4 separate regions of the Homo sapiens genome follow, and all the other regions are linked to region 1. Evidence: chromatin loops called from intact Hi-C (ENCODE). Cell type or tissue: heart right ventricle. All regions are shown on one strand. Links, peaks and the distances in the headings refer to the core of each region. The heading gives the core; the rest is flanking DNA.

Evidence for each region. Peaks named below come from ENCODE experiments on the same cell type or tissue, not always from the same donor. Only the 100,000 strongest peaks of a DNase experiment are listed, where the experiment ranks them.
Region 2: it touches region 1 in a loop (4-fold over the local background); 43 of 110 quality-filtered maps call a loop at or near these places.
Region 3: a loop joins it to region 1, with 11 times the contacts of the local background. A loop is called at or near these places in 47 of 110 quality-filtered maps.
Region 4: it touches region 1 in a loop (4-fold over the local background); 57 of 110 quality-filtered maps call a loop at or near these places.

The regions. Positions count from the first base shown.
Region 1 is chr10:24,356,361-24,363,712 of GRCh38, forward strand. All of the region lies in intron 2 of KIAA1217, which reads left to right. Among named protein-coding and RNA genes, the nearest start is that of MIR603, 84 kb to the left of the region's middle. RefSeq lists enhancers at 4,149-4,228, 4,259-4,318. In heart right ventricle, for the core only: a CTCF peak has its summit at 4,361 (motif pointing left); a DNase peak (open chromatin) is centred at 4,341.
Region 2 is chr10:24,213,846-24,221,197 of GRCh38, forward strand. It overlaps KIAA1217, which reads left to right. Exons shown (of 21, transcript NM_019590.5): 2 at 5,781-6,064. Among named protein-coding and RNA genes, the nearest start is that of KIAA1217, 8.4 kb to the left of the region's middle. RefSeq lists an enhancer at 564-1,152. In heart right ventricle, for the core only: no CTCF peak of the experiment used is centred there; no DNase peak of the experiment used is centred there; H3K4me3 peaks cover 13 bases; H3K27ac peaks cover 2,996 bases.
Region 3 is chr10:24,192,393-24,199,744 of GRCh38, forward strand. It overlaps a transcript of KIAA1217 not described here. Among named protein-coding and RNA genes, the nearest start is that of KIAA1217, 13 kb to the right of the region's middle. In heart right ventricle, for the core only: CTCF peaks have their summits at 4,233 (motif pointing left) and 4,438; a DNase peak (open chromatin) is centred at 4,239; H3K27ac peaks cover 1,255 bases.
Region 4 is chr10:24,204,292-24,211,643 of GRCh38, forward strand. KIAA1217 reads left to right here and starts at 4,847. Exons shown (of 21, transcript NM_019590.5): 1 at 4,847-4,972. The coding sequence starts at 4,903. RefSeq lists enhancers at 5,033-6,232, 5,606-5,665 and a silencer at 5,266-5,315. In heart right ventricle, for the core only: no CTCF peak of the experiment used is centred there; DNase peaks (open chromatin) are centred at 3,600 and 4,680; H3K4me3 peaks cover 2,739 bases; H3K27ac peaks cover 5,000 bases.

The sequences.
Region 1 (7,352 bases), core at 1,289-6,288:
GAACCCAGGTCCTTCTGACCGCAGGTCCTTCCCATGGGTATTTAGAGATTTGCAAAAAGCACTTAGAGCTCCTGCCCATTAGTCTAGGCCTTCCTTGATAATAACCTTGTGGGGGAGACCTCTAGTGTGGCCAAGGATGTTAGGAGGTTGCCGTGGTTTCAGTGTGTCCCCCAAAGTTCATGTGTTAGAAACTTAATCCCGAATGCAACAGTGTTGAGAGTTGGGACCTATAAGAGGTGACTAGGTCATGAGGCACAACCCACAGGAATGAATTAATTCTGTTATCTTGGAAGCACGTTCCTAAGAAAAGAATAAGTTTGGGCCCCCTCCTCTGTCACTCACACACATGCTCCCTTGCCCTTCCACAATTCCACCATGGGATGACACAGCAAGAAGGCCCTCGCCAGATGCTGGCATCTTGATATTGGACTTCCAGCATCCAGAACCATGAGGAATGAATTTATTTTCTTTATAAATTACCCAGACTGTGGTATTCTGTTATAGCAACATGATACGGACTAAAACAGAGGCCATCTGTGTCTAAAGCAACTTAAAGCTAAAATTTGCCAAAAAGGTTTAATCCAAGTCTTCATTTTAATGCATAAGGAAATTAAGGGCCAGATAAATGCCTAAGTTACAATGAGTTTGAGGCAGGGCCTGGGCTAAGAATTGGTCTCAGACTCTCAGCCCAGTGCTCTCCAGATCATTGAGCCTTACCTCTCCCTCATAGAGTGGCAAGATAAGATGCCCCACTCGTACCACGGCCAGCCATTATGGAAACTTTCAGGGTAGACCTTGTATGAAGGCCAGCCCCTGCCCACTGTAGGTAGAGGAAGACAAGACACTCAGAAGCATCCCTCAGCTGGCTGCCTGGGCCTGGAGTAGTACGAATCACCTTGCTTTGGATGCAAGCTGGTCAGAATCTGTGAGTTTCTACACTCTGGGCCTGTTTCCTATGGAAGAAAAGGGAGAATCAGAAGTGCATTCTGGACTAGCTTCAATAAATCATCTTATGTCTTATCCCACCTCTTTTCCCTATTAAAATTCTTACCTTTGGCCGGGCCCAAGCTTGAGAAGGCCACTCCTAAAGCAAGGCCCCTTTGGACTAGGGCCTGGGCAAGAGTTAACTGGCACCTGCTATGCCAGCACAAAGCTTAATTCCCCTGCAGCAGCACACCCGCAGGCAGCTATTGAAGCAAGGATGGAATGTCTTACAATACAAAGCCTTTGTAATAATGAGAGGGAAATAGAAACCAGAGGTTTGCAAGCTCTTTTTTTCTTGGGGGGTTCTGAGTATTTTTGTTTAACTTAAGTTTCGTGTTCCAAGGAAGGGGCGTTTTAGTGAAAATTGTGAAGGGAAACCCTGCCAAACAGAAATTCCTTATAGGATGAGTATTTTCCTCCTTTCAAGGTGTGAGAGCGACCAAGAAGCAATAACGCATAGGGGAGTCGGGGTGATAGATTGGAATGCTCTTGGCTGGAGTGTGATTGGTGTCTGGAAGTGAGTCCCAGCAGGTTGGCTGGTGAGGCCATGTGAGCATTGGGCCTGTTCCAGGGCTGTGAAGTGTGCAGGCTTGCTTGAGGCTGTAGGCACCACTGCCTGAGCCATGCACGTAAACTCCCCAGACCCTAAGAGTAGTTTACTGTCAGGGGGTAAGCCCCCAAATCAAGCAAGCTGCACAGAGCCAAGACTCCCAAGAACCAATGCCTTCTTCCAGCCTTTCATTCATTCATTCTGTAAGTGAAAACTCAGCGTGGATGTGGATGAAGATATTCATGCCTTTGTGATCATTACATTTCAGTGTGTGGGTGCAAGGGGAAGGAGACAGATAAGAAGTGAGCAAATAAGTAAAGTATCTAGTGTGTCTAGGGGTTTTAAATGTTATGGAGGCAAAAATAAGCAGAGTTCTCAAGGAACTGGTCATCCCGATGTCCATGGGCTGCACTTGGTTGGGGCAGTTCTAAGAGTATCTGTCACACTTGCAGAGACGACCTGGGTCAACTCTTCCCAGGCACTTTGTAGAACACCGGGCAGGGATACTTCAATTTCACTCTTTGTTAACTGGGAATGTGGAGGCTTAGGAAAGAACTCTGAGATTTGTGAATGTGATACCAGTCCTCCTATAGTTAACCAATGTGTTTGTTCATTCTCATACACTCTTGCATTTGTATGAGAATATTAACTATTTCAAAGCTCTCATAAATCTATTGCATCATTTTAGTCTTATATCAAAGTAGGAAGGGTGGATATTGAGACACAAAATTGAAGATCAATGACTGTGCTGTGGCATGGGTTGTCCAGTCAGGACAGTGGCCATACACAGTGGTTGGCCATAGTGAAAACTGGCTGAATAGTCACCCTGTATATGACAGGTTTGCTTTGCAATTTGTTTTTTGTTTGTTTATTTTTTGCATTGCAATGGCAAGGTCATAGAAATAATCTTGTCACCCTTCAAACTCACTACTTTGAAAGCCAGCACTCCATTGTATGCATATATATACACATACACACACAAAGTGTACTTGTTTTGTTTTTTTAAAAATCAGTCTCCTTACTTTGACCCATGAGAACAGGAGCACACAGGAGTTCAGACATATCCATTGGCCACATAGTACCTGAGATCTGTGAATGAGATCACAGTCGTCCTATAGTTAGCCAATGTGTTTGTTCATTCTAATACTTTCTTTCTTTCTTTTTTCTTTTCTTTTCTTTCTTTCTTTCTTTTTTTTTTTTTTTTTGTTTTTTTGAGATAGAGTCTCACTCTGTCACCCAGGCTGGAGTGCAGTGGTGCTATCTTGGCTCACTGCAACCTCCACCTCCTAAGCTCAAGTGATTCTCGTGCCTCAGCCTCCCAAGTAGCTGGGACTACAGGCGTGTGCCACAAAACCCAATTAATTTTTTGTGTGTTTTTTGTAAATACGGAGTCTCAGCATGTTGGCCAGGCTGGTCTCCAACTCCTGGCCTCAAGTGATCTGCCCGCCTCGGCCTCCCAAAGTGTCGGGATTACAGGCATGAGCCACCATGCCTGACTTAGCTTTCATTTGATGAGAATATTAATTATTTCAAATTGCTCATAAATCTGCATTACTGTATGTCAGATATTGGCTTTAGCATTTTTCTCAAGTTATTTCATACAACAAAGTATAATATAAACATCATTATTACTATGTCATGAATGAAGAAAGTGTACATGAAACATGCCTAAGGTAATATGCCCAAAGTCTCACAGATAGTAAGTGTTGAAAATGAAGCTTACGCCCAGTTCTTTCTCTTTCCAGAAATTATACTTTCAACCACTATCCTATATTCACTATAGGATTACTTTAGATTCTAAGATTCCTTAGGAAATTAGAAATTCTTAGAATTAGAAGCTGTTGGGATATCACCCTGAACTCTTTTTTGTTAAATGTTGCTGCTTTTTAGTTTATTTACCCTTGAAGGTCTTTGAGGCTTTATATTTTATTATTGTTATATCAACTATAATTCTTAGTGTGACTTATAAAGTCTCACAAGGCTACGTAATTTTATTCCATCTTTAAGTATTTTAAACAGTTAGAAAAGGAATTATATTACAATTAGATTTCTCAATTTAGTAGCTCTTTTTTTTTAACCCAAATAATCAGAAATTACTTTGCTCCCCCAGTTACTGACAGACTGTGTATCTTTAGGATATAATTACTTTTTTTTTTTTTTTTTTTTTTTTGAGACAGACTCTTACTCTGTCGCCCAGGCCGGAGTACAGTGGCACAATCTGGGATCACTGCAACCTCTACCTCCCGGGTTCAAGCGATTCTTGTGCCTCAGCTTCCCGAGTAGCTGGGATTACAGGCACACGCCACCATACCCGGCTAATTCTTTGTACTTTTAGTAGAGATGGGGTTTCACCATGTTGGCCAGGCTGGTCTTGAACTCCTGACCTCAAGTGATCCACCCACCTTTGCCTCCCAAAGTGCTGGGATCCTGTCACGCCCGGCCAAGATAGAATTACTTTCAAGACTATTTCCCAACGTTTGGTCTTGTTATATTCTTTAGTTTTGTGTCATGAGGCTACTAATTTTTTATTCCTCAGTGGTAACTTTATGAAATCTCTTAGACTTGCAGCAATCAAGCCTCTCCCTTCTATCGTGGGCTTTAACTATGCAAGCAGTCAGCCCATTACAGTTTTTTCACAGACTGGTTACATTCAGCCCGAGTTTGAACCAGGGCCATTTGGGGGCATTTGGAGAGGATGAAGATGGACCAAAAGCAATCAGTTGACCTGTGTCTTGTTTCCTCTTGAATTTGGGATTTCAGCTGCCTCCTTTGATTATGCTGGAGACTGTATCATACTCGCTAGGTTCAGGGCACCCCCTTGTGGTGCAACTCGAAACGTAATCAACGTGAGGAAACAGAATGATGGCCAAATGACGAGGAATGAAGAGGCCACGCATGTAGATATGATTTTATTGTTCTTCCCATTTTTAAAACTCTCAAATCAAATCTCCTGTTTTTCTCCTGTTGTTTCAAATTTATCAGTAGTTATTTCAATGCTAAGTGGTTTTTTTTTTTTGGAGGTAGAAACAAATCAGAAAAGCAAGCACAAATAATTTAATGCTACATCTCGGGAGTTTTTAAAAAAATTTTATTACAAAAGTAACCATGGATATTCTAGGAATGTTAGAAATAATAGACTAAGAGTAGGAGAATTATTTACAATCCCATGACCCACATAGAATACTTGTGTTAATATTTTGGTGTATATCCTTCTCCTATTTTTTTCTAGGCACATAGACTCAAAGGAAAGAAACCACATGCCACAAGCACATGCCATTTTTTTTTCTTATTTATGTTATTTTATTTTTTGAGACAGGGTCTAACACTGTCACCCCGGGCTGGAGTGTAGTGGCGCAATCACAGGTCACTGAAGCCTCAACCTACTCAGGCTCAGGTAATCCTCCCACCTCAGCCTCCCAAGTAGTTGGTACTGCAGGCAGACGCCACCATGCCTGGCGAATTTTTGTATTATTTGTAGAGATGAGGTTGCAACATGTTGCGCAGGCTGGCCTTGAGCTCCTAGGCTCAAGCGATCTTCCCACCTTGGCCTCCCAAAGTGCTGAATTTACAGGTGTGAGCCACAGTGCCCAGCCCATTGTTTTCTAATATGATTTTATCCACTTAATTATATGTGTGAACTTCTTTCCCTCCTGTTACATGATAGCTACTTCATCATTGCATGTGGTTGCCTGGTTTTGTTGGTTCCACTGTGTGTGGGCAAATACCATATCATGCAGGGCCTCCTTGTAGATAACTGTAGATTATTTTCTTGGGTTCTTTATTAGAAATAGAATGGCTGGGCCAGGGGCGATGGCTCACGCCTGTAATCCCAGCCCTTTGGGAGGCCGAGGCGGGAAGATCACGAGGTCAGGAGATCGAGACCATCCGGGCTAACATGGTGAAACCCCGTCTCTACTAAAAATACAAAAAATTAGCCAGGCGTGGTGGCGGGCGCCTGTAGTCCCAGCTACTCGGAAGGCTGAGGCAGGAGAATGGCGTGAACCAGGGAGGCGGAGCTTGCAGGTTCGGGCCACTGCAAGATCGGGCCACTGCACTCCAGCCTGGGCGACACAGCGAGACTCTGTCTCAAAAAAAAAAAAAAAAAAAAAAGAAAGAAAGAAAAAGAAATAGAATGGCTGTATCAAAAAGATATGCAAAATTGTCTTCTTGTTCATTTGTTAAAATAGAGCATCTTTTTGAGAATGCAATTTTTTTTAAATCTGCAAGTTCCTAACATTTGCATCCTTAGTCTGTGTTAGGAATTGTGTACAGTGTTTCACATGCCTGGATCTCACTTCATCCTCCCAGCAACCTATTATGATCCATTGCCACACCAACTTGCTGATGAGGAAAGTGGGGCTTAAGGAAATTAAAGAGCTGTTGTGGGACTTCCAAAGCAGAAGACAGTAGGCTTTCAGAAATTTGATAAAAATAGCACTTTGCATTTCTTGAATCTTGAGCTAAATGGAAATTAATACTAAACATTCTCCACTGGTAAAATAGAGAATAAGGATATTAACAGTAAAAGAAAAGAAGAAGAAAAGGAAATGTGCTTCCACAGATTTAGAAACATAAGTAACAATCTAAGTTAAGGCTTTGGCGATTAGATCTTCATGTTGGAAGATATGCTGGATGGCTCAGTGATTTGCTGTGCAATTACAAACCCGAGACAATTTGTAATACAAAGAGCTTTTCATGAGATCTTACATTTTTTTATGAATATATTTTCGTTTACCATGGTTAGTCTCCTAACTGGTTAAATTGCTTCCAGAGAGTCAAAATTTGACTCTATGTAAAGTGACATCAGAAAGTCTCTAATTTCTGGGCCGGGCGCGGTGGCTCACGCCTATAATCCCAGCACTTTGAGAGGCCAGGGTAGGCAGATCACTTGAGGCCCGGAGTTCGATACCAGCCTGGCCAGCATGGCAAAACCCTATCTCTACTAAAAATACAAAAATTAGCCAGGCAGAGGTTACAGTGAGCTGAGATCATGCCACTGCACTCCAGCCTGGGTGACAGAGTGAAACTGTCTCAAATTTAATTAAAAAAAAAGAAGAAGAAGAAAAGAAAATCTTTAATTTGTGAACAAAAGTGGAACTTTGGGTGAGTGCTTAAATTTTAGCAGCCTCCAGAGTTTCCTGATGTTACTCCCTAGAGATCAACAATTCACTTTTTCCCTCCTTTACTGATACTTTTCTTTGTGCCTTGTTATAGAATTATATTTATTATAGAAAACCCTGAAATAGACATAGCAAAAGAAATAAAATAAATATCGCTTGTCATTCAGACCGTTTGAAGTACTGTACGTGTGTCATTCATTTCTGGTTCTCTCCACTACATTTGCTCATTGTGTGGTTACCCAATATTTATTATTCTTGAGCAATTCTTCTCAGACTCATCAGCATTAGGAAAGAAACTCTGAACCCCTTTCCCTTCCTGCCACATTTAGCCTTTCAAAGAGATCTCAAGTGCCATTTAGTACAACAACAATGTCTGAAGTTTCTTTTTGCCATTTTCTTATGATAGCTGATGAATTTATTAGGAGTCTCTGAAATAATAAATGCTCTTCTGTTTAATTTTTACAGTATTATTATTTTTGCCATTCCTTGAGGTAGTTGAGTCTTCCTGTTTTCTCAGTAACATTCCTTTAGTTTTTTGTGGGTTTTGTTTTTGTTTTTTTTTTTTTTTGAAACAGGGTCTTACTCTGTTGACCGAGCTGGAGTGCAGCGTGCAGTGGCACAATCTCAGTTCACTGCACCCTCCACCTCCTGGGCTCAAGCAGTCCTCCCACCTTAGCCTCCCAAGTAGCTGAGACTTC
Region 2 (7,352 bases), core at 1,640-6,639, 140 kb before region 1:
TAATTTCTGTGCTGATTTGTATATATATTATGATAGTAACAAGGGAGCTAACCCCATCACTTTGGGATGCTGAGGCAGGAGGATCACTTGAGGCCAGGAGTTCTAGACCACCCTGGGCAACATAGTGAGACCCCATCTCTACAAAAAAAAATGTTTTTAAAGTAGCCATGCATGGTGACTATGCACCTGTAGTCCCAGCCACTCCAGATTCTGAGGCAGGAGGATCACTTGAGCCCAGGAGTTTGAGGCTGCAGTGAGCCATGATTGCATGACTGCATTCCAACCTAGGTGACAGAGCAAGACCCTGTTTCTAAAAACAAACAAAGAAAAAAAACAAGGGAGCTTGAAAACTGAGGGATGCTGTAGGATTCTGCGGCCTGCTAACCGATTATGTGTATTAATCAGATAGGCTAATTGTTGTAACCACCCTCTAATCTTGGTGGCTTTGCATGATTAAGGTTAATTGTTCACTCAGACACAGCACAGTGTGATTTCTGTGGCCAGGTGGATTTCCTGGGTGGCCGATGAGGCTCCTCCTGCCTTGTCACTATGGCATCCCCCACGGCGTTGGAGGGTTCTGCTGGATCCTTTGTATTCAACTGGCCAAAGAGTAAAGAGAGAGAGAACGTGGAAGGTTATTTGGGAGGTCTAGGGGCCCCAACAAAAGGTGGCCCACATGGCTTCTGCCCACAATACATTGACTGGAATTAGTACAAGGACCCAGTGAGATGGAGATGGCTGGAAAATGTGGTCTTCCTCTGTGTGCAGCAGAAGAGCGTTCTGGTCGAACACATAGGGCTGTCTCTGCCACGGTACACCCAGAGAGGTTGTACAACCAGACCAAACAGCAACTCCCTATGATGCTCCCTATGACAAGAGAGCTTCTCAGCACAATTGAGAAGGAGACAGCTAACCAGAAGCCACTAGAAAGAAGTGAGGGATGCCTTCCCTAAGAGTCTGTGGCCTACCTAATCTTGACCCAGGAATAGGATCTCAGGGAAGCCATCAGCACTGTTGCTGGCTCTGGAGCAGGTGTGGAATGCCTGAGTGGTGCAAGGCCCCAAATCCCTTGCTGCAGGTCAGCTGACCCAGCCAGAGTAACCCGAGTTGTGGCAAAGAAGCTGGCCTTGGCAGCGCCTGCAGTTGCCTGCCTGCCGGACTTGCAGTGCGGCTTTCTCCTTGAGGAGGCCCCATCTTCCATGAGCCTCTGCGTGTTTGGTGTCTGCCCCAGCCCCTACTTTCTATGCTTTCTTTCCAGAATGCCAAATCCTAGCCTGGGAGCTCCTTGGATTCCTGAAGAGTGTCCCTTTAGCATTTCTGCCTGCCTTGTCCTCACTTCTCCAGGGAATGTTCCAGGGATTTTGCTCGGCTTTAAGCTCCTATGTTGCTCTTTGCCCTGCTTGAAGTGAGCTCCCAGGAGGAGTTGCCCTGGGCTCTGCAGAGGCTGGGAGGGGCAGGAAAGGGAAACAGGACTGCCTTTCAGCAAGCCCAAGCCTTGCCTTCATGCTACAGCTTCATTATTTTGTTTGACAAGGATTCCCAGAATAGCGAACAGCTAGACACACCCATATTTAAATGTTAACACCAAAGCGCATTCCAAACAAGAAATCGAATTGTATTTCTGTTTTGATGACTTGGATAATCCACACTTGAGCTTTTCTCTATTCATGTGGATAATGAGGAGTTGGCCAGGCTCAGATCTCTGACAACATGGCTGTGGAATTGTGACTAAATGTCCTCTGCCTGATCCCTCTCTAGTTTGTAATCATTCTTAGTTTTTCTCCACTGAAAAGACCACATTCTCCTTAAATGGCTGGAATGGCAGAGTTGTTGCTTCTCCCCCAGGTGTGGGGCTTGACGCTTCCAAGAGCTGAGCCTTGTCGAGGAAAAGGCTCAAGTGACAGATGTGCTGAAGTGCCTTTGTGTGGAAAGTGGCGTTAGGTGGCTCTGAGTGCTGGTGACAGGAGAGCAGGTGCCTCGAGGTAGGAGGGGAGGCAGACAGGATGATAGAGCATTGGGCATTGGGTGGAAGGCACAAGGCAGGAAATTGAGACAAAAGGAAGGAGTGAGCTCCAAAGGCAATCCGATGTTTGCCAAGTGGCTGCATTGAGCCTTCTAGCCTTGCTAGTGGTTGATGCTTTTTGTACCTTTCCTCTAAATCGCATCAATCCTTGTTAAGCAACTGGAGATATTTTGGAAAAATCCACAAGAAAGAGAAAAAACAGAAAAGCAACATGAGGTGAAAAGTGCTAGGAAAAAAACAGGGGTCTGATGAGTCTAGTCCAGTAAGTCAGGGCTGCTCAAAGATTAATGTGGACTGAAGATTGGCTCTGACCCCCAAAACTCTCCCCTTCCATCTCCCTTCCCAACTCATTTCAAAGAAGAAAGAGGGTTTATTGTCCCGGCTGTCTTGAACTCTCTTGATGCTCTTTGGATGAAACAGAATAGATCATATGAGCCTGTGCAGCATAGTAAGGCAGGATGCGACTTTCTGCCGTTATTGCCGTTGGACATGCATGGATGTTTATCTGTATGGCTGTATGTGTGTATGTAGACAGATGTGTGTATGCCTGCATAAGAAATCACCTTTCCAGAGGCTCAATCCTGTTAATTCATCTAGCTGTCCTGGATAACTTAAAATATATTTTCTTAATAATGTCAAAACTAATCTTCCAATTCCACTTAAAAGTCAATAGCATTGCTGGGTGTGATGGCTCATACTTGTAATCCCGGCACTTTGGGAGGCTGAGGTGGGCAGATCACTTGAGGTCAGGGGTTCGAGACCAGCCTGGCCAACATGGTGAAACCCCATCTCTATTAGAAATACAAAAATTAGCCGGGCATGGTTGCGCACGGCTGTAATCTCAGCTACTCGGGAGGCTGAGGTACAAGAATTGCTCGAACTCGGGAGGTAGAGGTTGCAGTGAGCTGAGATCGCACCACTGCACTCCAGCCTGAGTGATGGAGTGAGACTCTGTGTCCAAAAAAAAAAAAAAAAAGGTAAAAAATAAAATAAAATACATAAAAATAAAAATAAATAGCCAGATGTGGTGGCACACATCTGCGGTCCCAGCTAGTCAGGAGGCTGAGGCAAGAAGATTGCTTATGCCCAGGAGGTAAAGGCTGCAGTGAGCCATGATCATGCTACTGCATTCCAGCCTGGGTGACAGAGCAAGACCTTGTCTCAAAAAAAAAAAAAAAAAAAAAAAAAAAGGCAAGAGTGTTAGATCAAGTATACAACAATTTTGGCTGATATGAAACACATGCACAGCACTCAAAAGATAAAGCTAAACCTCTTCAGATTGCACAGGTATTTATCAACCTGAGAGACAGCATTTTTGGCATCTAGCTTTGTTCAGTAGATCCTGTTATTTCTCTGTTATTAAGGAAGAGATCATTTTAAAGGTAGCCATGATGTGAGTCTAAGTGTTGGAAGCGCAACCTAAATAAATGAAATGACAGTTTAGCCCCCAATATCTTTTAAACCAATAGTTCCATCTTCTTCTCCTTGTAAACTTACTGCTGAAACTAATGAAAAGTAGAAGAATTGACTAATTTGGCTGTGCTTTTCCTTCCCTTCCCCATCAGTGTCTGATGGAGATGCTATAATTAGCAATGTAATGAGAATTGAAGGGTAAACAAGAAGAATTATTCCCAGAACACACATCAAGGGTTAGAAGACTGGAACAGGAAAACCAGCCTGAGATGAAAATATTTTCTCTGCCCAACCAACGGGCATCTATACCTAGAGTTCTATATACAGATCTTTCTAGGCAAAGACAAGGGAAAGAGTGGTGGTCACATTGCTTTCAGGAAACTGGTTTATGCCTAGACTCTTAACACCTGTTGCTTTGCAAAACTAGTGTGAAGGATTGGTTCTCTGTTTATCTGGGATTCAACTGAGCAGAACTCCCAAATATTAAATCTGTATTTTTCTGCACTTAACTTGTAAAGATAAATAATTGGCAAATATGCTTCTATTGGAAACTTATTTTTAAAAAAATTAGAATAGTTTTAAAAGATTTAGAGGTAGAAGGCTCTTTGCATACCTAATGTTAGTTCAGTCGTCTTCATTTTATTCATGAAGAGAATGACACTGAGAGAGGTCACATCATTTGTTCTAAATGTCGGATTAAAGCCAAGATTCCTGAGATCCAGCCTAGTACTTTTTCCAGGGAATTCAGTGGACAAGGAAACATTATTCTGCCTATATCAGCAATACTTTATGATAAGAACTGTTCTTCGTGAAGAGCCTGACTTCATGAAGAGAGCCTGTCTAACTCCTGAAGTGCTTCTGAATGTTTTACTTTTTCTCCCTAATCTATTTGTTTTTTTTAAAAAAGTAACTCTTTTTTCTGAGCTAGCTGGAATATTCATACCTGACACCCCATCTCCCAACCATCGAGGATGAATGGAGATTCCCTTTACATGCTCCCCACTCTCAGCATTGACATCATATGACTTGGTTGATCTGTTCTTAGCAGAAACCAACTTGTCCCTTCAAAGCCAGCTCAGAAGGCAGGATGTCTTAGGTCCAGGCTATCAGGATGTACCATTGCTCTTCCTTTTCACTGTGTTTTAGGTAAAGTCCACCTCAAGTAAAATTTGTCTAAGCCTTTACTTTATAACTCCTCGATTGTTACTTTTTTTTTTTTTCTTTTGAGACGGAGTCTTGCTCTGTCTCCCAGGCTGGAGTGCAGTGGCGTGATCTCGGCTCACTGCAAGCTCCGCCTCCCAGGTTCACGCCATTCTCCTGCCTCAGCCTCCCGAGTAGCTGGGACTACAGGTGCCCACCACCATGCCCAGCTAATTTTTTTGTATTTTCAGTAGAAACGGGGTTTCACTGTGTTAGCCAGGATGGTCTCGATCTCCTGACCTCGTGATTCACCCGCCTCGGCCTCCCAAAGTGCTGGGATTACAGGCATGAGCCACGGCGCCTGGCCCTCGATTGTTACTTCTGATGGTATTCTTATGCTTGCTTGGTTTATGCCAATATGAGAAAATAAAATTTTCAAATGGTTCACATGTGTCAATGATTACTTACGTACAGGGTGATAGCTATTTTTGTTCTTGGTGATGAAGCAAATGTTTCAGAAACCCGACTGAGCTTATATAAGAATCCTGTTACCAGAATGCAACTGTTATTAAAAATACAGAAATAATCAGAATCACTGGAGTTAACTCTTTCTATAATTACAGACAAGGATAAGGAATAACCCTATTGCCTGCACACAAGTAGCCTAACCAAGTGTTCTTGAGGGTTTTCTTGTTTTTGTGTTTTGAGACAGGGTCTCACAACTGTCACCTACCCAGGCTTGAATGCAGTGGCACGATCATAGCTCACTGCAGCCTTGACCTCTTGGACTCAAGCAGTTGTCTTGCCTCAGCCTCCCGAGAAGCTGGGACCACAGGCGTGCACCACTACGCCTGGCTAATTTTAATTTTTTGTAGAGATAGGGGTCTACTATGTTACCCAGGCTGGTCTCGAACTCTTGGGCTTAAGCGATCCTCCCGCCTTAGCCTCCCAAAGTGCTGGGGTTACAGGCAGGAGTCGCCATGCCCAATGAACATCTTTATTTCTAAAGTACGATTTTTCATATTTCTTTGATTGTGGATTTTCTCCCCTGACTGCTGCAAAGCAGAAAAAGAAAGAAAAAGAAAAAAGATTTGCGAAGTTAACATTCATACATTAACAACTGCCGCAAACCCTCTTGGTGTTCTGCAAATGAGACTTCTAGTGTGAAATCATTAATTGTGAACCGAATTTTTTTGTCTTTCAGAACAAGGCAAAGGCAATCTGCATGTAACATCACCAGAAGATGCAGAATGCCGCAGAACCAAGGAACGCCTTTCTAATGGAAACAGTCGTGGTTCAGTTTCCAAGTCTTCCCGCAATATCCCAAGGAGACACACCCTAGGGGGGCCCCGAAGTTCCAAGGAAATACTGGGAATGCAAACATCTGAGATGGATCGGAAGAGAGAAGCGTTCCTAGAACATCTGAAGCAGAAGTACCCCCACCACGCCTCTGCAATCATGGGTCACCAAGAGAGGCTGAGAGACCAGGTACGAATATGCTCTCATTTCTCCTTGTGTAGCTCGCTCTCTAATGAACATCGAGGAAAGCAAACTTACTTTCTTTGTAAAAGGTAAAGGATAGCTTAGTGGACTGTGCATACTATTTAGTTGTTCTGGATTTCTTTGGGGCCTTGGGAGGAGGAAGCCGGGTGTAGAAAACTTCTGCCTGCAAGCTCAGTCTTCTTTGCCAATACAGCAAGAGAACAGGAGGCCAGGCCAGAGAGGAAGGGCCTAGAGAGTATGCAGTTCCCCAAAAGAGTGTTCCCATGTTCAACCACAAACACATCTAAACACATCTAAAGTGCAGGGAATGAAGGGGTATTATCTACTGAGGAAAGCATGGCACCAACTACCGTGTACCCTGAAAGCACGGAGTGCTTAGCACTGTGAATGAATGAAGTAATGAATGAATGAATACACAAATACATAAATGTATTTTCAGGGTAAAATAGATCTTACAGATACAGACTTGTGGTAACTCCTTTTCCTTAAAAAGCTGACATTAGGGTTTTGTTTCTGCTCTTCTTTTTTTTTTTTTTTTTTTTTTTTTTGAGATGGAGTCTTGCTCTGTCGCCCAGGCTAGAGTGCAGTGGTGCGATCTTGGTTCACTGCAAGCTCTGCCTCCCGGGTTCACACCATTCTCCTGCCTCAGCCTCCTGAGTAGCTGGGACTACAGGCACTGGCCACCATGCCCGGCTAATTTTTTGTATTTTTAGTAGAGACGGTGTTTCATCGTGTTACCCAGGATGGTCTCGATCTCCTGATCTCGTGATCCGCCCACCTCAGCCTCCCAAAGTGCTGGGATTACAGGCGTAAGCCACTGCACCCCGGCCTTTTTTTTTTTTTTTTTTTTTTTGGAGATGGGTTATTGCTGTATTACCCAGGCTGGAGTGCAGTAGTGCCATCATAGCTCACTGCAGCCTAGAAATCCTGCACTCAAGATCCTCTCATCTCAGCCTCCTGACTAGCTAGGACTACAGACATGCAGCACCATGCCTGGCTCATTTTTTATTTTTGGTAGTAGAGACGGGGTCTTTCTCTATTGACCAGGTTGGTCTTGAACTCCTGGCCTCAAGTGATCCTCCTGCTTCTGTCTCCCAAAGTACTAGAATTACAGGCATGAACCACTGTGCCTGGCATTTTTTTCTTTTGAATCACAGATGTGCTCCTTCTGCATGCGTTGCTTTGTGCTAGCTTTCTGTCTTCACCTACCTGTTTCCTCTGGTTATTTTGACAGTCATATAGACATTACCCAACTGTGGCTAGGGATGTTTTT
Region 3 (7,352 bases), core at 1,381-6,380, 160 kb before region 1:
AAGGTGCAAGAAACCTTCCTGCTTCTGCTGTTTTCTCAATGTCAAGGTATCATATTTGGGGGGTAGTATGCTCTGGACCCCATCAAAGCAATCATTGCGACCTTGTTTTCCAGTGTCATCCCCATAAGGTTAAGTTCATCACATCCCATTTGTTCACAGCCCAGGCTTCTAAGAGAAGCACATTTGGGACAGAGGGCATGGGGCCCTGAGATGGCCCTCCAACCTCAGTTAGAGGTCACACCCACACCAGGACTCTTGAGGTCCCTCAGGGGCTTGGAGAAATGCACAGGACCCAATTCACTCTGCATGTGTGACCAGAGGTGACATTTACAATGTCTGGGGTGGTGCTTACAGCAAGACCTTGGGAAGATTATGTTATTTGGTGTTTCTTTATTTATCTTTTTGAGACAGGATCTCACTCTGTCACCCAAGCTGGAATGCCTGGTAGTGCAATCATAGCTCCCTGTGGCCTCAGACTCCTGGGCTCAAACGATCTTCCTGCTCAGCCTCCTGAGTAACTGGTACTACAGGCATGTGCCACCACACCCAGTTAATTTTAAATTTCTTTTTGGAGAGATGGAGTCTTGCTATGTTGCACAGGCTGGTCTTAAACTCCTGGGCTTAAGCAATCTTCCCATCTCAGCCTCCTGAGTAACTGGGACTATGGGCATGTGCCACCATGCCCAGTTAATTAAAAAAAATTTTTTTGAGAGACGGGGTCTTGCTATGTTGCCCAGGCTAGTCTTAAATTCCTGGGCTTGAGCGATCTTCCCACCTCGGCCTCCCCCTCCTGAAGTGCTGGGATAACAGGCATGAGCCACCACACCTAACCTAAGCTTACATTATTAATGGCTAAAAAGCTCTAGCTTCTTAAGGTTCCCTCAGTAAAGATACAAATCTTATAACTCTGATTTTATAGGAGTCCTGCGGACTTATCTGGAGAGAAAATTTGCTATGAAGCAACAGTCAGATACAAGATGTTATACCAGTGTTCAATTTCAATAGCTGCTTCAGAAGCTGTTCCTCCCTGATCCAAATGTAGCCCTGTGTAGACAATGGGGTCTTTGCTGTCCTATCTCTGGCGATCTGTCCTGCTCAGCTATAAACACAGCGTTAGATGTTTCTTCATCTTCCCCATGGTCAGGTCAGATAATACTTATCTTCCTTTATCTGTGGGGGAGAACTCTCTAAATTGTTGCTATCTAACCTGAACATGAACAATGGCTTAAATTGTTTCTTCTTGAGGAAATAAACGAGCTGCGCCATGCAGAACTGCGCTAATCCAGATAACTCCATCTGGGTCAACAGTAAATGAGGAAAGTGCTCAGTTCTTAACATTTGACAGTTAGAGCAGATCACAGTACTCAAGGATTTTTTTTTTTGTATGAACTCCATCTGCAGCGTTTTCTACACACACACACACACACACACACACACACACACACACACACACAAAGCAGTCACGTGCATGTTCATGTACTTTGGTTTCTTCATTTGGAGATAATTTAAAATAGGCCAGGTGCGGTGGTTCACACCTGTAACCCCAGCACTTTGGAAGTCTAGGTGGATGGATCACCTGTGGTCAGAAGTTTGAGACCAGCCTGGCCAACATGGCGAAACCCCATCTCTACTAAAAATACAAAACTTAGCCAGATGTGGTGGCGCACACCTGTAATCCCAGCTACTCAGGAGGCTGAGGCATGAGAATCACTTGAACCCGGCAGGCAGAGGTTGCAGTGAGCTGAGATCACACCCCTGCACTCCAGCCTGGGTGACAGAGTGAGACTCCATCTTAAAAAATAAAAATGAAAAATAATCTCCAAGGAGCCTATAAATACATTACCAAACCTATGAAACCTTTCCCACCAATCTTGGCCTTCATTTCCCTCCTCTCCCCTCCCCTCCTCTCCCCTCCCCTCCTCTCCCCTCTCCTCCCCTCCCCTACCCCACCCCACCACTCCCCTTCCTTCATCCCTTCCTTCCTTCCCCTTGCTATGTTGCCCAGGCAGACCTCAACCTCCTGGCCTCAAGCCATCCTCCCACCTTAGCCTCCTAAGTCACTGGGACTACGGACACTTGCCACTCCACCTGACCTCTGGCCTTTATTTTCACTCTGCTGAACTCCCAAACCAGGTGTGTCTACAGCTCACTTTGTCCTTAGCACAGGCAGCCTCTTTTCTTTGTTTTGGGGGTTGTTTTTGGAGACAGTCTCGCTCTGTCAACCAGACTGAAGTGGAATGACATGATCACAGCTCATTGCAGCCATGATCTTCCCATCTCAGCCAGGCTCAAGCGATCCTCCTGCCTCAGCCTCTGCAGTAGCTGGGACTATAGGCATGCACCACCTATAGTCACACCCAGCCAATTAAATTTTTTTTTTTTTTTTTTTTTTTTTAGAGAGAAGAGTCTCAGTATGTTAGTCAGGCTGGTCTCTCAAACTCCTGACCTCAAGTGATCCTCCAGCCTTGGCCTCCCAAAATACTGGGATTAGAGGCATGAGCCACAGTGTCCAGCCCGTGTCTTTATTTCTATTGTATATGACTGTTCTTCTCTGTACGAGGATAACAAGTCCCCAGTCTTATCCCTCCATGCTCCTTCCAAGTGCTGGAGGCCAAGAGGAGAATGAGGCTGTCTTCCTCCTCTCCTGGTCCCCTCCCTGCCAGGCCACCCTGGGTGGGCTGTATTCTTCCAGGGAAGGCAGATTCCTCCAGGCAACCCTCCCCTTGACTCTCTCTCTGGGCTGGGGAATGAGCTTTCTCCTCTTGCTCCTTCAGGCCTAGGAGAAGTAAGAGTCCCTGTCCCTGGACTGCAGCATCCCTGGAAGTATGATCAAAACCCTGTCCAGTCCCATGGAAACTCTGCAGTGCCTTTTATTAAGCTTCCTGTATTTCCAGCTACAAGATGCCATGTCTTCTTAATCCAGACCCTGACCGAGAAAACCATTAGGAGATGGCTCAGGAGTATTTCTCCTTGTTCCAGCTGAAGCCCAAATCATCCTTCAATGATGGCTCTGACTCTGCAGGTTGCCCAAGACAAGGAACCCAGAAAACAGGGCTTTTGTGGACGAGGCAGCCATGAACCTGCCCTGTCTCGAAGGTTCTTTGGGGATTAATTGTTGGGACTGGGGATAAGCGTTTCTGTTTCAGGACTTCTACCTCCAGAAAAGAACAGAGGGAGGTTGGAATCAGAGGGCAACAGAGCCACTAAGATAATATGTGAAAATGCTCCCAGGAAAGTCAGAATATGGGAAAATCTGATGACAGCGAGATACTGAATGAGAATTGTTTTTAATCCGCCAGGAAAGGAAGTGGCTCTGGGGAGAGCCACTGAGGAGCAAATCTTTTAGGTGAAATGTGCTAAGAAAGGGAACTTAGGAAAGGTTTTGCTTTGGTTTTTGTTAGTTTTTACAAAGAACTAGGGCTTTGCTGATTATGTCATTGAAAAAATATGTATTGGCTGGGCGCAGTGGCTCACGCCTGTAATCCCAGCACTGTGGGAGGCTGAGGCAGGAGGATCGCTTGAGGCCAGCAGTTTGAGACTATTCTGGGCAGCACAGCAAGATTCCATGTCTACAGAAATTTTTTTTTACATAATTATCCAGGTGTGGTGGTGTGCACCTGTAGTTCCAGCTAGTGGGAGGCTGAGGCAGGAGGACTGCTTGAACCCAGAAGTTCAAGGCTGCAGCAAGGTATGATTGCACCACTGCACTCCAGCTGGGGTGACAGAGTGAGACCCTGTCTCAAAACACACACACACACACACACACACACACACACACACTGCCCTCACAAGTTGGAGCATACTTACATTAAAGGCTTTATTGTTACCTGATTTGAATTAATTAGGCATCCTGTGTTTTCCCTGGCAACCCCACCCAACGCGCAGTGTCTCTGGTCACAGTGCCTGGAAGGAGCACATTGGGGCCTCACAGCTTCCAGGCAATTGCACAGGAGGCAGCTCAAAACAGTAATCAATCTTGGGAAATTTTCCTGATTTCTGTTTTCATGTTTACATTTTTATTAGAAAACAAAAAGCATTGCCAAAAGTGGATGTTTACAATTGCTTGGGGGTAAAATATTACTATGATTCCTGATTCTTGCTGTACCAAGTATCGGGGATGATTAGGGAGAAGAAATCCAAGAATGCTTTCATTGGAAATTCAGGAAAAAGTTTACACCTTGAAGAGGGCAAGGCTGACGTTCATATGCAGCCTTTTGACTCTCTCGCCCCCTAGTGGCCATATGCCTAAACAGGGGTTTGCGTTCCTGCTGGTGACAGTTGCGTCCCCTTGGACTTCTCCATTGCACTAACTCTGCAGTAAGTGAAGTAATAATAAAATACATAGGAAGGTGAAGGTCCAGGCATATCTAAGCCCCAAAACCAGTCTGAGCGGTGCGTAGAGACAGGGCCGAGGTGCAGATGCTGCGCTGCTCCCCTGTAGCCTCCAGCTGTTTTATGGGGCTCCTGGGCTAATAGGGGAAAATCTGGCTTCACACCCTGGGGATTGAATCTGCCTAGAGTTGGTTGCCTTTATTTACACTCATTTACCCAACAAATATTTCTGGAGTGCCTACTATATGCCAGGCACCGTGCCAGGTGCTAAGCATCATTACACTTCACATCCTTCACTACGATATGGAGTTAAACGAAAGAGTTTGCACAGAGTTCTAGAAATTGTACCCAAAGCAAACTGAACACACAGCTAGGCACAGGCAGAAATTTGAGAACTGTGAGGGGATCTATATAACCAATGACCTTTTAGTTAAACTAATATCCCTGCCACATCCTTTCTTTATAACTCATATATACACGGTTTCAGCATCTTTTTTGATAAATGGTCATTAGACTTCTTGACAACTATTTATAATTCGGCACCCAGTAATCAATCAGAGTTGCATATGGTACAAAATTAATGCCATGTGATGTGCCTGGAGCCATTTCTGACTTATGGAAAAAAGATGGTGTTGGCAGAATGTTGAATTTTCATCCCTGTTTCTAGAACGTGCAATGCTGACTTGCTGACATTGAAAGAATGTACCAACAGAAACCTATTAGAGCAGTGAACTTGTTTTGGAAATAGTTGGGTTGGGCCTATTTGTGGTAGCACTGACCAAAGTCAATCAGGGAAAAGAACTGAGGCGGAATGTTGAAACATAACCTGAGTTTGTTCAGCAGTCTGGAGCATCTCCCAACTTCCACTACCCTATGTGCAATTTAATTTCTACATCCTGCCAATTTTACTTCCTGAGTATTTCTCAAAGCTTTGCCTTCTTTTTATCTTTATAATTCCCTTAGTTTCAAATCTCACATATTTTTTCCTGAATTACTGTAACAGAAACTTTATTGTAATCTCTTTTCCTGCTTCTCTCAAATCCATTCTCCACACAGATTTATCTCAAACACAAATCTGATCATGTCCTTAGTCTGCTATTGTCTTGTTCATGACTCCATGGTGCTTGCAGGACACAGTTCAAGCTTTTTGTGCATGAAATGCATGGACCTGACACCTGTCCTGGTGCGCGGAATGCATGGGACGGATAGTTGTCCTGCCACATCCACCATCATTCCATCATCTTTCCTATCACATCCCTCCTGGGGTTTTGCAGGTGCTCTGAATTGGTCTGTGAGCCTATTGAGTGAATATCCAAACATATGCATCCACCTCTGTGCTGTGTTGCTTATGAGTTTTCTCCTTGGTAAACCAGGTAACCCTGATGTGACCGAATGCCATTATTCAAAACATGTTATGAGTCTGTGTTGTTTTAAAGAGTCCCATTATCAGTGGGTAATATTTCTGTCCGATTCCAGAAGCTTACTGCCCTTCTCTTCCCCACTTCTCAGCTACAGAGAATTCTTCAGCTAATTCTCTTTGGTGTTCAGGATTTCATTAATCGGATTCTGACCTCAACATAAAATGGAAATGTTTGGGATACTGGGTGGGCGTGGTGGCTCATGCCTGTAATCCCAGCATTCTGGGAGGCTGAGGCGGGTGGATCACCTGAGGTCAGGAGTTTGAGACCAGCCTGGCCAACACGGCAAAACTCCATCTGTACTAAAAATACAAAAATTAGCCAGGCGTGGTGGTGCAGGCCTATAATCCCAGCTATTTGGATGGCTGAAGCAGGAGAATTGCTTGAACCCGAGAGGCAGAGGTTGCAGTGAGCCAAGATCGTGCCACTGCTCTTATCTCGAAAAAAAAAAAAAAAAAGCATTTACTCAGGATCTGTGTGTGCCTCGGGCTGTGGTAGGAAATGGGGATTCAGAGACAATAAAGCTAGTCTTACTCCTTGGTGACCTCATAAATCTCATGAAAGAGGCTCACATATAAGCAAAGAAAGTGCGACAAATGTTCAAAAATCTACGGCTTCTCTGATCAATGTCAACATCCTTGGCCTCCACCACTGGCAAACTGGGGCTTAATAGTTTTTTGAAAAACTGAAGGTGTGAGTGAGTAACGAGATGGATGAATTGATCATCTTTGGCCTAAAGCAGTACTCTCCGAACTACTAGGCCTTAGGAGGCAATGTTCAGTATTACATGAACAAGCCAGGTGTGGTGGCTCACGCCTGCAATCCCAGCACTATGGGAGGCTGAGGTGGAAAGACCAGGTGAGGCAAGGAATTCAAGACCAGTTTGGGCAATATAGTGAGAACCCATTTCTATAAAAAATTTGTAGAAAATTAGCCAGACATGGTGGTGTGCACCTGTAGTCCCAGATACTCAGGAGGCTGAGTTGGGAGGACCACTTGAGCCCAGGAGTTTGGAGGAGTTTGGGGCTGCAGTGAGCTGTGATTGCACCACTGCACCCCAGCCTGGGTGACAGAGAAAGACCCTTTCTCAAAATAGAAAAGAATTAAATAAACAAAACATTTTACATTTTAATAGTTATATATTTACTATACAGGATGTAAGAAAATATGCAACTGTTTTATCAAACCCAGAATCTAACAATAATATAGATGAGAGGAAGCTTAATATTTTAAGCAAGTCAGTATAAAGTTAATACTAATATAAATGGTAAGAATTTGACCCAATTACCTCTTAAAGACCCCACCTTTCCACATTGCCACACATTAGTGATTAAGTTTCAACATGAGCTGTGGCGGGGACAGACATTCAAACTATAGCCGAAGAGAAATTGTTGAAGTTTGGGAAACAAAGTAATTTTCACTGTTTCCTTTTCTTCAGGTTTTATTCTTTCCCCAAATTCAGCCTACAGTTGACTGTTTTATGTGCAACCAATGGCAATTTTTAACTATGGAATTGAAACCTTTGAAAAGATAAGACAAAGCTGTGTGTGTATGTGTCTGTTTTTAAAGATGAATCAAACTGTGTTTATTATTTATTTTATT
Region 4 (7,352 bases), core at 1,299-6,298, 150 kb before region 1:
GAGAATGCTGGAGGTTACCTGGTGAAATTGTTGCTCTTAACGCAGAAGGGAAAATTCTGTTTTGATCTATGAGTCATATAGAAATGTATTATACTATGGAATCTGCGAAATTGTTTGTTAGTGGGGCTTGTAATACGGTCCGTGTGAGGCTCACACCTTTGCTCTAATTATTGTTTAAGATTAATTATTTTTTAATTATTGTTTCAGATTCTTTTATAGGGTCTTTGTTGGGAAACTCAAACAGTATCATTATGTTCCCCTCACATTTGGAAACCTAAGGCGCCCAGAGGGCTTATCTTGGGATCACACATAGGTGGCCATCTGTGCTGGTTTGCCAGGGACAGTCGTGGTGTCTTATTGTCCAGTTGTAATTATTAATAGTGTCTACTTTCCCTCTCACAAATGCTGGTTTATACTAAGTATAAGGTCACCCTAACCACCTGACACATTGCTGTCAAAACTAGGATTGGAGAGCCCACATTTCACATGCGCCAGATCATCCATTTAAGCAAATGTTATCCCAGTTGTTAAAAATCCTTTATTTCTGACTTACAGGGCCTCATACCATAGCAGCCTGTCTTTTAGAAACAGTTAATGTGGAACACATCAAACACGAGGCCTCTGGTTGAAACACTTTTGTTGACTTCTTTGTTTTTCACTTTGTTTTAATTGACTCTCACAGTTATGAATGCCTTTGAAAAGTACATTTTAAGGACTTCAGCAAGCATTAATTATTTCTTTTGTGTCCTGATGTCAAGTCATTTTCAACTATCTGGTTCTTAATAGGATTTAAAGTGAAAAAATATTAAATATGTATCAGGGCAATTCCACTTACTCTTGGTTCTTGCAATGATTTCTCTGTTGAAAAACTTACATAGGCCAGGCACAGTGGCTCACGCCTGTAATCCCAGCGTGATTACTTTGGGAAGCCAAGGTGGGCGAATTACCTGCGGTCAGGAGTTCGAGACCAGCCTGGCCAATGTGGTGAAACCCCGTCTCTACTAAAAATACAAAAAAAAAAAAAAAAAAAAAAAAAAGCCAGGCGTGGTGGCACATGCCTGTAATCCCAGCTACTCAGGATGCTGAAGCGGGACAATTGCTTGAACCCTCGAGGCAGAGGTTGCAGTGAGCCGAGATCGCGCCATTGCACTCCAGCCTGGGCGACAAGAGCAAAACTCCGTCTCAAAAAAAAGGAAAAAATGCCGGGCGCGGTGGCTCATGCTTGTAGTCCCAGCACTTTGGGAGCCCGAGGCAGGCAGATCACAAAGTCAGGAGATCGAGACCATTCTGACTAACACGGTGAAACCCCATCTCTACTAAAAATACAAAAAGTTAGCTGGGCGTGGTGGCATGTGCCTGTAGTCCCAGCTACTTGGGAGGCTGAGGCAGGAGAATCACCTGAACCCAGAAGGTGGAGGTTGCAGTGAGCCGAGATCATGCCACTGCACTCCAGCCTGGGTGACAGAGCAAGATGCTGTCTCAAAAAAAAAAAGGAAAGAAGGAAAAAAGGAAAAATTTACATGAAGGAAGTTGACATGCTTTCCACAACCCTATAATTGGCCTGCTGAGAAATCATATGCAATTGTTTACGATTTTTGTGATTAATTCTCTTTATGGTGAATGCCATTTACGTTGCGTTATCAACACCAATAATGGTCCAGTTCTGTAACGGGTTAGCTATGACTGCAAAATCACCATTTGTCTTTACAGCACTCTTTTATCTCGTCACTTGTCTTTCCTTTTAAATGACATTTGTTTTATGTGGTAGCTCATTTTGAGTCATGAATTGCAACATATGGAACCACTAACCAAGAAATAGTCTTGCACCTTTCCCTGTTAACAGAAACGGAGTTGAAAACTTAGCCTCCTGGTATTATTATTATTCTAGTTCTTTATATGACTGGAGGAAAATCAGATTTCAAGTTCTTCCCGCTTTCCTTATGCCTTTCACAGCAAATTTCAAAGTATAGCAGTAGGCAGATTGCAATGTAATAGCAATTTTTAAGCCCAGAAATTAAATTAAACCAGAAAGAAATACACCTACTTCTAGTTCAAATAGTGTTTCTTCCAGAAAGAAGAACATCTCCACAGTAACAGCAGTGACAATAAGAGTATTTTCATGAAGATCGGAGTTACCAGGTTTATATAGATTGCAGAATACAGCTACTGTTTTCCAGAGACACTGACAATCAGTGCTAAATTGTTAGGAAGGTCTCTGTGCTTTGGAGAAAGATATGGAATAGTCGGTGCAAGGGCAAATAGAGTGCCTTCTCAAATTGTTTTCAGTTCCTCTTCTTAAGGAGGAACAAAAGGCCAGTAAGTAATCCAATAGAAGCTTTTCCCTATAGAATGGTCAGAAAGTTTGATCATTCAAAAGAACATTATTTTACCATAAATACATGTCTAGGTTTCATGATCCTTAATGATTCATGTTAATTCTCTTCCCCCAATGCCTTTTTCTGTTGTGCATATCACAGAGTTTTGTTTCCTGGAATATCAGCAGAGAGGGCAGTGGGCTTGGCCCGTATGGGGGAGGGGAGGGTCCTAGCAGCTGGAAAGCAAGGTCGGCTGACCAAGGGGGTTCCTTGGGCTGCCTGGAAAATGGTAGTTCAGACCTGGTGGGAGACATTTCCCTATTTTTGTCCATCTAGGGGTCAACAGAGGCCTGAAAGACTGCTCTGACACCTTCCAAACAGCCCCCAGGAAATCTTAATCAGCATCTGCCAATGGATCTTTTCTGCCTGGGTTGAGCTAGCCAGGAGGGCCCTGGGGCAGGGTGCTGTTTGTGGCTGCCAACGGCTGTGGCAGCCCTCTGCTGCCTCCTTCATCCTGGGGTTTTTGCCTTTGTGCTACACCAAATGACAGGTAGGAGCTGTTAAGCACGGGCTCTCTGGACACCAGAGCAAGGGGATTGGGGTCACAACCAAAGGCTGCGGGACATCTGATTTGGGCTGCTGCATCTCCTGCTACAGTGTTTCTCTCTCTCTCTCTCACACACACACACACACACACACACACACACACATACTTTTCTCCCACCCTCCTCCCCACTCTTCCTAGCATTAATACTTTAAAGACAAATACACAACAGTATACAAGAATCAGGATGATCTGGACCTGAAAGGCTGAACACAGCAGGGCCCTCCTTCATGAACATTTTGCACCTAAGGAAATAATAAGGTTAAAACTAGATTCATCTGGCCTTTGCCCAGGGGCCACCAGGACAGAAACTGTGTAAGATTAGTTCCTCCTTAAAGCAAGATTGCCAGGTAATTCTGTTGCAAAGTCATAGAGACCTTAAGTTATCTGCCCTGCAAATCCCACTGCCTCTATTCAGGCTGCCGAGGCACTGCTTTAATTTTTTGAAAGATTCACCGCGTCTTCTTGGATTTCAAGAAAAATCCCGTTAAGAATTGAGGGGCTCTCTTCTTCCCCTCCTGACGTGAGTGTAACTCACTTCCTGGTATGTCTCCTTTCCTTTTGGCCTACATCCTTTGTCTGTTAGGTGCTTCCACATCCTTATGTCTTAAATGGCCAAAATACGTCACCCCCACTGCCAAAACACACAGGTCACTCGAGGTCACAATCTGGAACATAGGCTGGCCATTGTTCAGCACACATTCTTGATCTAAATCAATCTCAAACCTTGCTGGAATGCCCTGTAAACTGGGGCAAAGTATGGTCACCAGACTAACCATTGTCCTTTTTTACCCCTCCTGTGACGGGGCTACTACAGGTTACAAAATCGCGCTCTTCCTCCTAGCTACTGTGTTACTCTGAGATATCTGACATCGCAGAGCTAATGTTGCCTAAATTATTTTCCCATCCTCTTTTTTTTTTTTTTTTCGGACATCATGCCTCCTATTTTCACTCTCTGGGAACTCTGCCAGTTTTTCAAGGACTGGGTAAAGAACAAAATAAATATTTGTAGGTGGTTTAAAAGGAGAAGTATGTTGGTTGTAACTCTGCCTGTCCAAAGAAATGCATTTTCACTGTCTTTCAGATTTTTGGAGTCGTTAACTGGGAGAGCTTCAGAAGATTGACTTTACTAGTTTACCTTTCAGATTTGTGATTAAGGGCTGGGTGTGTGTGTGTGTGTGTGTGTGTGTGTAAGTGTGTTGGGGGAGGGAGGAGTCTGAGAAAGTGAGCAAGTACGTAGAAACTTTTTTTTAAAAAGTCCAGATTAAGTGATTGAAATCGACTGTGTGCAAATGACGCTATACCTCTTCATAGATGTTAATCGGGCCCTAAAAAGTTAGTGCCGGAAAGTGCTTACTTACAACACTCAGCATATACTCTTTCTTTCAAATTGTTTGGGATTTTTTTTTAAGGGAGTTCACTGAAATTTGGGAGGTTCAACAGGTTGCTGTTTTTTAATATGTGGATCACCCGATTTGGGAGGCTCACTCTGCCTCTGAGATTAAAGAGATGAGGGCACTGGCTCCCAGCGAAGGCTCTCGGCCTTAATCATGTGTGAAATGTTTTCCTTCCTCGGCTGCAGAGCCTCGGTGGTTTGCAGCAGTGGAACCAGGCAGGCCCAGTTGTGGGTAGGAGAGGCCGTCACCTGTTGAGGCCTCCCCCCCACACCCCCGCATCGCCCTGCCCTGGCAGAGCCCAGCCCCCAGTCCCCGGAGAGCGCGCCTGAGGACGGACGGACGGACGGACGGACAGACCTAGGGACGGAGGGCCAGGGGCAGGGGAGATCCAAGAGGCCCCGCGCTGGAATGCAGTTTTCTCGGGCGAGGGAGACTTTGCACCGGAGTGGAAAATAGTTTGGGGTGGGGTTTCGCACCGTCCCCTCCTCCCCAGCCCCGGGCCCCCTCCCAGGCGCTTTCTGGGAGCTTTTAGAACTGCGCTCTGAAGTTTCCAGAGAGCGAGGAGCTTTTGCGGCAGGCAGAGACAATGGAAGAAAATGAAAGCCAGAAATGTGAGCCGTGCCTTCCTTACTCAGCAGACAGAAGACAGATGCAGGGTAAGTAACAGACCCATTCAAAGATGGAGTTACAGGGACGCGTGCCCCTTGCCGCTTGCTGCTTTTTATAAACTGCAGCTCTGGGACCCGGCAAAGGAAAAAAAAAAAAAAGGCAATTTCTTGGGATGGTACATTTTCCAAACTGAGTAGAGCATAGAGAACTGTGATTTCTTAGGCTTGACTTTATCTCTGGCACGATTTTCTTAAGCAGCAAAAGAGGTGGTGGGGTGATGTCACATTTGTAGTGCAGTGAGCCATCAGCATGAGCTGTATCTCTAAGCAATGACAAATAAATCACTAAGCAGCTTTTAATCATTTCCCCCCGGGGCTCCAGCCACGGGAGAAAGGAGCTGTTTTTGTGAAACTGTCTCTAGGACCGCAGCTTCCATTCATTGGTTGGGGGATTCCATGTGGCAGATGCATGCTGGCTGCAAAGTTTGTGCAGAATTTTAGAGTTAAATCACAGAAACCAGGCATGTTTTATTTTACAGATCCGAGCAGCAGGGGAGGGCTTGAGCATCTGGGTGATAGATAGAACTCTGGATCTTCTTTTATGTTTTAATTCAAAACTTGGGAGTTGTTGGACAATTTTGGTAAATTTTCTCCAGGCAGTTTCCCTTTAATTGTGTTTATAATAGACTTGTCTTTTCCGTAGGGAATTTCCAGAAGCTTATGTTGTTCCAAAGAAATTTCGCACCGGGTTGGGTGGCCAGAGGAGGTCCCTGCTCTCTGGCATCTGATGCCTGTGATGCCAAGAGCTGATTCTGTGGGATCCTATAGGCAGCATGTTCATAAACCACACAGCCCTGGACCACCCGCCCCACCCTCCCTCAGGTTCATGCAGGGGCCAGTACACAACAAAAAGACGTGCGGGAGTGCAGTGCTGTGCGTGGGAGTAGGGATTATGCACAGGGGAAAAGGTGTGTGTTTTATGAAAATGTGAAAGGGAAGTAACACATGACTCATCCACGCTGAAAATGCAAAGCTAAGCCAGTCAGGAGAACTTACAATGACAAGAGATAGAAATCCCCCAGTGAAATGCAGAAAACTTGAAGTTTTGTAATGGCTGGAGAATCCCTGAGTCTGAACAGTCATCTGTCGAAGTGTCTGCCTTCGTGCTGCCAAAGCACAGCACTCTCCTTCAGGCTACCGGGGTCAGTGGCATCCAGTGGAAGATAAGGCTACCTCGTCCCCCTGACCCCCGCAACCCCCCACCCCCATTTTCTAGGACAGGATCCTACTTCAGGAATTCAACCTCTGGGCCTGTCCTGAAAGAGATGACTCAGATTCTAGAGGGGCCATTAGAAAGGGATCCATTTAAGAAATGACTTTCCAACAATCAGGGCAATTCAGAGGCTTCAGAGGCTAGGATGGTCAGCCTGAGACAGTGTGCTCCTTTGCTCACTAATTCATTCATTCAGTGAATATTGAGCATCTGTTATGTAGACGTCACTGTTTTAGCTGCCAGACATCCAGTGGTGAACAAAGCAGACTAAAAATACTTGCCTTCATTTAACTTCCAGTGTAAGGACCAAGTTTCAGGGGGTGGGGAGCTGGTAGAGACAGACAATGAACAAATAAATAAAATATATAGCATGTTAGATGGCACGGCTGCTGGATTTAGCAAATAAAAATACAGGAGGCCCAGCTAAATTTGAATTTCAGGTAAACGGTGAATTTTTTTTTTTTTAGTATAAGTATATCCCATGCCATATTTGGGATATACTTATGTTAAAAATACTTCTCCATTATTTATGTAAAGTGCACATTTAACTGAGCAGTCCTGTATCTTATCTGGCAACCCTATTTGATGGAAATAAGGTTACAGAGAAAAATAAAGCAGGAAAAGGAATAAGGAGTGAAACTGTAAATAGGATTATTAGAAAGAGCTTCGCTGAAGTGATATTTGAACAAAGACAGGAGAGGTAACAGCAGGGATGTAATGTTTTCAAAGAACAGCAAGAACATGGGAGAAGGATGGGAGGAAAAGAGATTGAGAGGTAATCCCAGGCCAGATCACCTAGGGCCCATGAAACCATTGTAAGGACTAGAGCTTTTATTTTGAAAGAGGTGGGAATCTCCTGGCAGGTGGGACTACTTTTTTTTTTTTTTTTTTTTTTTTTTTTTAGAGAGGGTCTCATTTGTCACCCAGACTGGAGTGCAGTGGTGTGATCATAGCTCACTGCAGCCTTGAACTCTTGGGCTCAAGCAATCCTCTGGCCTTAGCTTCCAAATAGCTGGGACTACTGGGACATGCCACCATGCATGGTTGTATTGTATTGTATTGTATTGTATTGTATTGTATTGTATTGTATTGTATTGTATTGTATTTTATTTTATTTTAGAGAAGGGGTCTTGCTATGTTGCCCAGGTGAGTTAC